Regions from separate parts of the Homo sapiens genome. Here region 1 is linked to region 2. A link is an interaction called in ENCODE POLR2A ChIA-PET data of the cell type or tissue named here. Cell type or tissue: PC-9. All regions are shown on one strand. Each heading gives the region's core, and the rest is flanking DNA. Links, peaks and the distances in the headings are about the cores only.

Region 1 (5,383 bases), core at 211-5,210, 54 kb after region 2:
AAATTTATAAACCTTCAGGTTAAATCTTGTCCTACTTAACAATCACATTTTCTTCCCTTAACATAAAAAAAAACTGTATAAAATGCTTAAGACAAATAATAAGATTATAGCTATTCTCAACACAGTAAGTTATTAGGTTTCAGTTAACACAATCTGATTTGCATGACCTAACCCAGTTCAACTTATCAAAAGACATGATATTTGTGAATTAAGAACTGACCAATAATTGAAAATATATTTTAGCTCTATTTCTCACATTGACAGCTCAAAGTGACTTTGCCTTAATTTCACCAACTTTAGACTAGGTACTATGGAAAAAATGGCAGTATAGCAAATTAGCAAAATAAAACATTCTTTTTCTATACCACAAATTACGGCCAAATAGCTAAATATTCAAGAAAACCTTATATAATTTTCCTATCATCATGGAATTTTTTTTTTTTTGAGACAGAGTCTCGCTCAGCCACCCACTCACTGCAACCACAGTCTCCCAGGTTCAAGCGATTCTACCATCTCAGCCTCCCGAGTAGCTGGGATTACAGGCACCCACCATCATGCCCAGCTAATTTTTGTATTTTAGTAGAGATGGGGTTTCACCATGTTGCCCAGGCTGGTCTTGAACTCCTGACCTCAGGTGATCCACCTGCCTCAGCCTCCCAAAATGCTAGAATTACAGGCGTGAGCCACCGCATCCAGCTGGAAAATTTTATATTTGGCAAAACAGATGCTCATTAAATTCTATAAAGCAAAAATAAATATTAAAACATAATTTGGAAAATAAAGATGTTTCTGCATCCAATGGCTAATTGTTTAAGTTCAAACACCTGGCTCATCCCCAAAAGGCAGCCAGATTCCTGCTTAAGAATTCCTGGGCTGAATACAGTAGCTCACTCCTGTAATCCCAGCACTTTGGGAAGACAATGCAGGAGGGTCGCTTGAGGCTAGGAGTTTGAGATCAGCCTGGGCAACATAGTGAGACCTATCTCTACAAAAAAAGTTTTTTTAATTAGCCAGGCATGGTGGCCCATGCTTGTCATCCCAGTTATTGAGACTGAGGCAGGAGGATTGTTTGAACTTGAGAGTTTGAGGTTACAATAAGCCATGATCACACCACTGCACTCCAGCCTGGTGACAGAGTGAGACTCCATTTCTTAAAACACAAAAAATGTTTCTGCCTTCTAAAGTTCCAAGAGTGATATTTAAGCAGTTGCCTTTTTACTAGATATACATAGACTTTTTAGACACCAATTTTGCTACTGCAAGATCAAAGAAGGCATTCTACTGAAAAGCTGGAGGGTAGATTATAAGGAATGGGTGTGGAGGAGAAAGATGCTAGGAAAACATGTCTATGCATGAAAGGCCCCCTCCTGAGTTGTTCTGCTTCCAATTTCCTCTTCCCAGACCCAGTACTCTCCTGGATCCCTCTGCTTTCGTCATTACCAAAATGATAATTTGGGACTGTGAGTGCACATAAAGGCACTTCCTCCTCTGCCCTTCCCCCAGTGCTACAGAGTGTGTGGAGGAGCTACAGGGTGTGGAGGTACTCACAGACAGTCCTCCTTGTGGGTCAGAATGCCAGGTTCAAAAACAAGAAAGGGATTTGTGAGGCTAGGAAGGCATCTGCTCATTCCCTTAGAACTTCAAAGGAGTAGGATGAGAGACTTCTATCTGAAGATTTGTAATCTACACCAGCGTGGAAAGACTGCCAGATGTGGTAACAGGAGAGGGTGCACATTGTTCCTTCAAGCCCTCTTGGACCCAAAGATAACACCTATCTATGAATGGTCAGCTGGAATCAAGAGGTGTCACGAGTCACTTGGATATCAAGTTTTTCTTCCTGTGATACGAGTTTGAGGGAAGAGAGTTGAGTGATCACTCACATCCTTCCCAGTGGTACTCCTGGTGCCCTCTCCTCCAATCCTCTATCAGGGCTACACAGCCGACTGACACACACCAAACATTCTCCAGCCATCTCTCAAGCCCCACAATTTATGCTTGCTTGGTCTAGGGCAGGTGGATAGTTCCATACCTAACCTAAAGCTGGTTCTGTCTCAGAGGAGAGTGCTAGAACACTACTTTTGAGGTTTTTATTTGATGCAATTTTAATAGTAAATAAAGTAAATGCAAATATAAACTAAGCATACCTGTATATCAAGATTGTTTTTAAAATGCTTATTTAGCTAAGGCAAAATTGGGAAGTTTTTTGTCTGCTTCCACGTTTGAGCTCATCTCAAGGACTCTGTAGTGTTTTATTTTACGCAAGCACTCACTAAAAGAATTTTGAAAAACAATGTACCTTGTGCTTGTTTCAAAATGATACCTAAAATTTTTCATGAAAAGTTTAAATAGTACCAAAGGATATAATTTGAAGTATAAATATGACATTAAAAACTAGAACTGTTTCATGACTCCCTTAAACATATCCAATGTAATAAAATACCATACCGATTCGTTGTGTCATCCATTTTAAAAACATATGAAATGAGTTGTTTAGCAGTTAATAAATTTCATCACATTCTTTTTTCTCTTTGTGTTTGCATTTCAATTCTACTTCACCTACAAAATTTATCCCTAATATGTTTTGAATTTGAAAGTTGATATGGTTTGGCTGTGTCCCCAACTCAAATCTCATCTTGAATTGTAATCCCCATAATCCCCACGTCGTCGTGGGAGGGAGCCAGTGGGAGGTAACTTAATCATGGGGGTGGTTCCCCCATGCTATTCTCGTGATAGTGAGTGAACTCTCACAAGAGCTGATGGTTTTATAAGCGTCTGGCATTTCCCCTGCTGGCACTCATTCTCTCTCCTGCCGCCCTGTGAAGACATGCCTTCTGCCATGATTCCAAGTTTCCTGAGGCCTCCCCAGCCAAGTGGAACTGTGAGTCTTTTAAACCTCTTTTCTTTATAAATTTCCCAGTCTCAGGTATTTCTTCATAGCAATGTGAGAACAAACTAATAAAAAAGTTTTTATTATCACCTTATCATACTTCTCTATGACAAAATATAAAAATAAAGTGTTTACTTCCCATGACCATAAAGCTCTAAATGTAAAAAATTTCTTCTGAACTAAGTTATTATAATTAGTAGCAGTATATTAGTACACCATACTAATGCTGATAAATTATTAAATATAAAAAGTAAATTTTTTATTGGAAAGCAATTTTTTTTGAGACAGAGTCTCATTCTGTTGCCTACGCTGGAGTGCAATAGAGCAATCTTGGCTCACTGCAACTTCCATCTTCTGAGTTCAAGTGATTCTCCCATCTCAGCCTCCCAAGAAGCTGGGACTACAGATGCCCACCACCACACCCAGCTAATTTTTGTATTTTTAGTAGAGATAGGGTTTCACCATGTTGGCCAGGCTGGTCTTGAACTCCTGACCTCAAGTGATCCACCCACCTTGGCCTCCCAAAGTGCTGGGATTACAGGCATCAGCCACTGTGCCCTGCCAGAAAGCAATTTTTAATGAGGTAAACAGAGGTGGTTTTATTTCCCTAATGATTACATGTATCAAATCTATTTACAAATGTTATTTTTTGCTAGAATGAAACAGTTTAGCAACAAGTCTATTCCTACTTTTATTTTGATTTTCGATGCTGTGAACCCATGTTCAAAATAAGTAGAGGTATATGTAATGTATTCTGTTATAAAGACATCACCACTGAGTCAAAGAACTTCTAAGGAGTTAGATATCTAACAGTGATATATTATCCAAAATTATTCTGAATGTTCTATCAAGTGACAAATCCGCTGGGTCCTCCTTCAATTTTGTTGCAAGTAAAAATGAGAAAATGACTTAGAAAAGGATATGTCACTTGATAATTAGAGTCATTTACCTTCCCAATACCAACCCCAAGAGGTTCAAAGCTTATGGACAAAGCAGTCTAACAGATTCCAGATGTAGGAAAGGGCTCTTTTCTTTTGCAAAATGGAAGAAGGTCCATTGCAAAAGGGCAGGCTGGACAGAAGAACCAGTATGTATACTACCACAGGAATATGCCTTTTAGAAAAGAGAATCTAGAAATTGATTCAATGAAAACTACCTGTGCCCAAGTACATCTTAGAAAGCCTCTGTGTGTTGCCCTCCCCACCTGACTCAGATCAGGACACGCTACCCCAAACTATAACACCTTGGCATTTGAGAAAACAGCAGAAGCAAGAAAGCCCCTCTCATCTCCCAACCCTCTGTCATTTTCTCCTGAAACAGGTCTAAAACCTAGAAGGTAACTCTCTGACCTTCTTCCTCCTTTTTCCCCTGGAATCCCTCATGTGATAGATATCCTGCTTTACCCAGAGGGAGGGGATATCATACAGGGAAACCAAGAAGAATCCAAACAACCAACCTTTGCTAAGCCCCCCTCCAGGTTATTACCATTAGAATATACCCTTTTGTCCTCTAGTCATACTTCTGCATGACTGTCCATGAATATACACATATCTCATTTCTTTGGGTCTTCATTTCTAAAGGCTCTCATGTATATAAAACTTATATTAAACAAAGTTGTACACTTTTCTCTTGTTAATCTTTTGTTATGGGGACCTCAGCCATGAACCTAGTGATAAGTGAGGAAGCTACTACTTTTTCTCCCCTATACAATCCACCCTAGCAGTTGCATACACGAGCCTGAAATCTACTGCCTTAATTCACCTGTCCATTAAAACCCCCTTCTTTTGCAATAGCATCATGGACTGCCTCTAGCCATAAGCAAATTATCCTTCCGGACACTTAGAACTCTGTCAGTGCTCCACTCTATGCCACTTGATATGTCCTGCCTGCATTCCAGCATTGCTTCTCTAGTCTTGCAAAGCAGCTGGTTAAGTGTACAAGGTTGAAAGTCCAACAAACTTAGATTTATTTCTCAGCTCTGCCAGTTTACCCATTGTAAATTGATCCTGTGATCTTGGACAAGTTATTAAACTACTTTGGGCCACAGTTTTCTCCTGTGTAAAATGGGAACACCACTAACTACTTATATAGTGCACAGCTGGATTAAATTAGACAATTTATATAAAGCCTTTAGCACTGTGTTTGGAATTTAGTAAGTGCTAAATAACTGACGGCTGTGTTATTTGTATATGACTTAGTTCCTACAGATTAGGGGCCAAGCTTTATTCCATTTTCTGTGCTCTATAAAATAGGGTCTTATGCCAAAGAGGTGCCCAATAAATTCTTGTTGAATAAGAAGAAAAAGAAAAAAGGTGTCATTTATGGTAACTCACTAAAGCTGTGATTTTAACTTGAATATATAATAGCCCTTTCATTTTGCTTGCTTTTCTAATTTTCGTAGCTATGTTTGGAATGCTAAACACTCCCAAGAAGACTGAAAACATTAACTTTTTAGAGAAAATCTAACCAGACTCGCCATACATTAATAAATCTTTT
Region 2 (5,383 bases), core at 206-5,205:
GGATTTTGAAAATTTGATCTTCACAAGAGTTGCCTGGATCATTTGAAATTTCTGGGAGTCTGAGGAGTACTGACATAATTACCTGCTGGAGTCTGTAAATACACATTTAAGACAGTGAGGATGTGAATAAATATATTAATGCACTTTGGCATTTGTGTTTTAAGTGATTAACTGCCAGAAACAGCTATTTCTAAAAAGTTATAAGGGAGGAGGGGTTCTTTTTTGATCAGTATTCACTGCTGTCACCATAATTAATAGCCTTAAAATAGCTTGTGTTTGGCCCAAAGAGAAATGTACTTTCTTCCAGTGACTCAAAAATCGTGGCTAGAACTAGACTGATTTCTAGTGACAGGTGTGCTTTACTGCACTCAATGCGTATTTTTCCTCCAACTAAATTGTACATTTAATGTTGCCATATCTTCTGCCTTTGCTTTGCAGGAAACGACAAATAATGTATAGAGGTATTCAAAAAATTTATTGAAAGCACTGTACTAGGAGCTGAGAACACGATGATGAGCACAACACAGTTCTTCCCTTTGGAAACATAGATAAGTGGAGGGAATGTCATCACAAATGTAAAACTTCACTATGAGATGAGTTCCGTGATAGGATTTTCTTAGGGAAACCTGAGAAAGAGTTGAGACTAAAGGTATGTGTCATATTTTTCACAAGGCAAAACTGGGGGAATGACATATACAGAGGCTTGGGCTAGAAAAAAGATACCGTTAGTCCACTTACTTTTGAGACAGTTTTGGCTGCTTTCCCTCTTCAGTGCCCTGTTTTAGAACTGAGTCCTTACTGAGGCTTGTAAGATGGCTATTATGGGAGGTGAGAGTGTTACAAAATGAGGCTGAAGAGGTAGGTAAAGAAGCCAGACCACTTCAGGCTCCCTCTGGCTTTATTAAAGCAAGATAAATCCATGGTGGAAAATCAGATTTGCAAGAAAAGGTAGTTGAACTAGGTTGCTTATTGTTGTCTAGACAAGAGACCAGCTTGGACTAGTAAAATTAGTGAAATAAGATCGTTTATAGTTGGATGACAGAGCCAACTAGACGTGGTAATAGTGGAGGTGTCCATAACTGCTAGGTGTCCAGCTTGCACACTGATGAGCATAATGACCCTAGATTCAGCTGGGGAGCAGCATTTAAACAGCTGAATTTTTAAATTACCTTTGAGAAACCCAAATGGTCTTTTTGCAGTAGCACATTACTCAGTAGTCTAAACTACAGAAATAAACCTTAAGGCCATGGGTATAAATGAGATCTGCTGGTGGTAGAGGAAGAGGGCCTAGGGTCTGAAGTTTGAGAAACTCCACTAATTAATGGCAAGGTAAAGCATGATAAGCCAGAAAGGATGGTCAGTGGTAGGAGCAAAATAGGATTATATTAAAGAAGCAAAAGAATGTCCTAAAAATTCTCCCTGGGATTAAGTAACACAGTGATTGATATTAGTGGAGTAGAGGGAAAGATCCATGTTAGAGATAGCTTAAGATAGGGATTAGATGAATTGAGGGCAATGACTAAAGATACTGCTTGCAAGAAAACTGGCTGAGAATGAGAGGAAAATCTTAGTTGCTTGGCGGGAGGGGGTTTGTGGTTGTGAAAGATAGTTTTGTTTAATCTTAGTCTTAAATTTAAAACCAAGTAGCAAGGATCTAGCTGAGAGAATAATTGAATACATTAATATAGGAGGACAGACAAAGATCCTGAAAAGGCTGGGAGAAGAGCATCCAAAGCACAGGTGGAGAGACAAAAAGGTTAGGGCTGCTGGCAGCTGTGGAGAGAACTGTACGTGGTAAGGGGGAGATATAAGATGTCCTGCATAAGTATTTTCCCTGTAGATTGCAAAGTCATCTATGGAGAGGAAAGGTACAAAATAGTCACTGGGGAGAGCAGGTGAATTAGATGGCCAAGCAGGGTGGATGGATCATTTGAGGTTTGGGGTGACAGATCAACTGAGATCCACTTACACTTCTGAAAACGCAAGAACACTTTAGAAATTAACAACACTTAAAGCTTTTTACATCATTTGTAAATAACTGGTGGAACTTAACACCACAAAATAAAGTATTATAAAGAACTTTATATGAATAAAAATATATGCAGTCTGAAAGTGATGCCTCAGTCCTTTTGCATCTGGGCACTAGTTGAGAACCAGCCCAGCCCTGGGAAGACGTCCTCCCACTTGTACTATTGCACAGCAGGCTAGCTGCAGTTCAGAATTCCAGAATGTTCATCAGATGCATCTGGTCTTGGTTGTGGTGGACACAGACACAAGATAGAAATGAATGATTGCTATCCTGTTCCAGAAATGAAAATGTGGTATCAAGTGAATTTTTACAAAATACTTATTCTTCCAGTTAAAACAAAAAGGTCCTTCAGCACAACTGTGCTGTAGTTAAACCATGGCCTATAATCCCAGCACTTTGGGAGGCTGAGGCAGGCGGATCACTTGAGGTCAGGAGTTCGAGACCAGCCTCCAACATGGCAAAGCCCTGTCTCTACTAAAAATACAAAAAGAATTAGCCGGGTGTTGTGGTGCACGCCTGTAATCCCAGCTGCTCGGGAGCCTGAGACAGGAGAATCGCTTAACCCAGTAAGTGGAGGCTGCGGTGAGCTGACACGGTGCCGCTGCACTCCAGCCTGGGCGACAGAGTGATAACATCTCAAAAAAAAAAAAAAAAAGAAGCAAAAGATAATGTATTTTCTCATGCTGAAGAAATACTTGCAGGTCTGAGATTTGAATTAAGATACCTATTTCACAGTTTCAAAAGTACCAGTGGCGCACACAACCTTCCCACCCCTACCCTTGACCCTTCATCAGGATCAAGTCTCTGTCTTGAGGCGGGAAGCTTGTATAGTTTTTATTGTTTTTGCTGTGTGTTTTCCAGCCAGGTTGTTTGTAGATGTCTGAGGTTTTTCTTCCATCAGGCTATCTTTAGACCCATTTCTTCTCTAAAATATATTTGAAAAATGTAGAAAGATTCAGAAGAAAACAGCCAAATGAAGTATTTTAATTACATCAGAAACCAAGCTGCTCTTAAATTTAAGATACTGAGTTAATTCAAAAGTTTCATAATACCAAAAGCTATTCAATAAATGTTCCCTCTAAATAGCTGTGCAAAATAAAGTTTGTATTTAAACTTTAATATACAAAGTTAGTCTGACATTTACATGCATAACGATTTTATTCATGAATATTAGGCATAATTCACCCAAATCAGTGTCATTACTTTTGTTAACAATTCCCAAACCAGGCTCTCAACCTCACTCTTCCAAACAGGATAGTGATGGAGACTTGGAGGCAATTTATAATCCCCTGATTATATTTTCAGTAGTCAATGAATGGAACAATGTCTTGTGAGCCCCTATCACTTGTCTCATACGGAGAAACAGGGCAGCTCATTACCAGAGCCTGGGCACCACATCCACTAGTTTGTAAAACTTAGGTTTTACACATCTCCCATCATCACTGGTGGAGGCTCTGAGAATGACACTAACTCACAACTACTACTTCTTATGCGAACCCCTCCTCCTCTTACTTCCAAGGATGGTCTAACATTGTCAGTGTATCAGGCTGGCAAGCATATTTCCTTCCCCAAATGTATATTCCCATAAATAATGGGCTATACCGTCCCAATCTATTTTGAGATTTGTTTGAGCTAAAAATAAATAAATCCCTCTTAAAATGCAGCTACCTTTAATCTGTTCCTATGACTGGCTTAATTTGTTTTACTGACATTCAAAAAGCACTGATGGAATAATTATTCTGCCTATCATGGGAAGCATGAACCCATCTATTTGGGATGGAAGATTTCTAGATAGCCAGAGGTGGGAAGAGAACACCAGTGAATGTGAGAGGAGAATACAGCAGAAGAATTACCAGAAAAAAAGTGCTAGGAGAGGACCTGAAATAAGTACTATGTTGTAAGTTTGTCTAGGATTGAATCTGTCCACTCTGCAGACCTTAAGAAATTAAGTTGCTATTCTTCCCCATTCTTAGCAGCCTTTGCGTGAAAAGGCAAGGTGAGGTGTAAGGCAGGTCACTGCCAGAACTCTGGTGGCATTGTGGTGGAAATTAGAACTTAAAGTTGTACCTTAAAAATGTACCTTTCCAGCTTCCACTGGTCACTCCAGCCCCTTCTCCGCTTGGCAGCCAGATGAGTGGCTTCCTTTTAGCACTTGGAATAAAACAGTAAGATCCAAACGCTTCCCACAGCCTTTAAGTCCCTGTGTTATCTGCCTTTCCCCTCAAGCTCACTGCATGTTGGTCTTTCAGCTCCTCAAATACCCAGGCCCTCTCCAGAGTCAGCATTTTCCCTACATTCCTCACTCTGATTACATCAGCCTTGCAGCCACTCACATGGCTAGCTCCTCACCTGCCAGGTCTCAGCTTTAAATGCCACTCTCTGAGATGGCCTCTGACCACCCTAAACATGTAAAGTGAGGTCACTTTGTTGCTTCTCTAGCTCAGGCATTTCTTTGTAATGCATACTCCTATTTGTTTTAACTGTTTACTTTTATGCCTCCAGGTCTAGGCTAGGGTCATCAAACTTTTTTATAAAGAGCCAGACTGTAAACTACATCCTGTTTGTGTCACGTGTTACTGTTATTTTGTTTTGCTTTTAAACAACCCTTTAAAGGTGTAAAAACCATTACTGGCTTCTGGGCTGTACAAAGGCAGCAGACTAGATTTGGCCCTTAGGCCATGGTTTGCTGATTGCTCAGACCAGTGCTCAACACTCCTTAGATGGGCTCACTGGATATTTACTGAATTCAAAATCAAGAGTGTCCTGGAGACAGGCTTAGAATCAGTGCCACTGATCAGAAGATGCATGTGAGTTCTTGTATCCCGCAAAGTGAAAGCTATTCTTCCAACTTAGAATATGTGTAAGTTTTTTTAATTCCTGAGTGGAAATAAAAATTACTACTTGTATTGAAACCAACTAAAATTTAAGACAAAAAAAAAAAAAAAAACACCGAAAGATAACTGCTTATTAATCATCACAATAACCCTAGGAGGTAGGTTATCTACACTGTATAAAAATTGAGGCTTAGAAGTTTAGCAGTATTAAAGTTACACAAGTAGTACACAGAGATGAAACACAAATGATTCAGGTCAGTCAGAATGCAAAGCCTAAACTTAATCATGAATATAATTTTGAAAAAGTACTGTCAACTTTAAACCAATCGTCTATTTGGACAACCTATTAGCTCTCCCAGGCTGATCTCATCAAATATTATGCAGATTATAGTAGAAGCTGCGTTTACCATGCAGATCGCCATTCTAGACTGAGGCATTCATTCTCTAGCTGCTGGGAGTGTTGCCTGCCGTGTAGCTCAAAACTGAGCCCCTCCCCAGGAACTGCCCTCAGTTGAAGAGA

Evidence for each region. ChIA-PET counts read pairs that join two places held together with the same protein. Peaks named below come from ENCODE experiments on the same cell type or tissue, not always from the same donor. Only the 100,000 strongest peaks of a DNase experiment are listed, where the experiment ranks them.
Region 1: POLR2A ChIA-PET joins it to region 2 with 7 read pairs; 6 of 35 experiments call an interaction of 5 or more read pairs at or near these places.

Annotation. Positions count from the first base shown.
Region 1 is chr5:112,216,546-112,221,928 of GRCh38, forward strand. The region is part of intron 12 of EPB41L4A (erythrocyte membrane protein band 4.1 like 4A); the gene reads right to left. Among named protein-coding and RNA genes, the nearest start is that of SNORA13, 58 kb to the left of the region's middle. RefSeq lists an enhancer at 1,051-1,552. In PC-9, for the core only: no CTCF peak of the experiment used is centred there; no DNase peak of the experiment used is centred there.
Region 2 is chr5:112,162,165-112,167,547 of GRCh38, forward strand. EPB41L4A (erythrocyte membrane protein band 4.1 like 4A) reads right to left here. Exons shown (of 23, transcript NM_022140.5): 23 at 455-2,954. The coding sequence ends at 2,826. EPB41L4A-AS1 (EPB41L4A antisense RNA 1) reads left to right here. Exons shown (of 3, transcript NR_015370.2): 3 at 1-337. Among named protein-coding and RNA genes, the nearest start is that of SNORA13, 3.4 kb to the left of the region's middle. RefSeq lists enhancers at 3,300-3,977, 3,978-4,655. In PC-9, for the core only: no CTCF peak of the experiment used is centred there; no DNase peak of the experiment used is centred there; H3K4me3 peaks cover 528 bases; H3K27ac peaks cover 1,377 bases.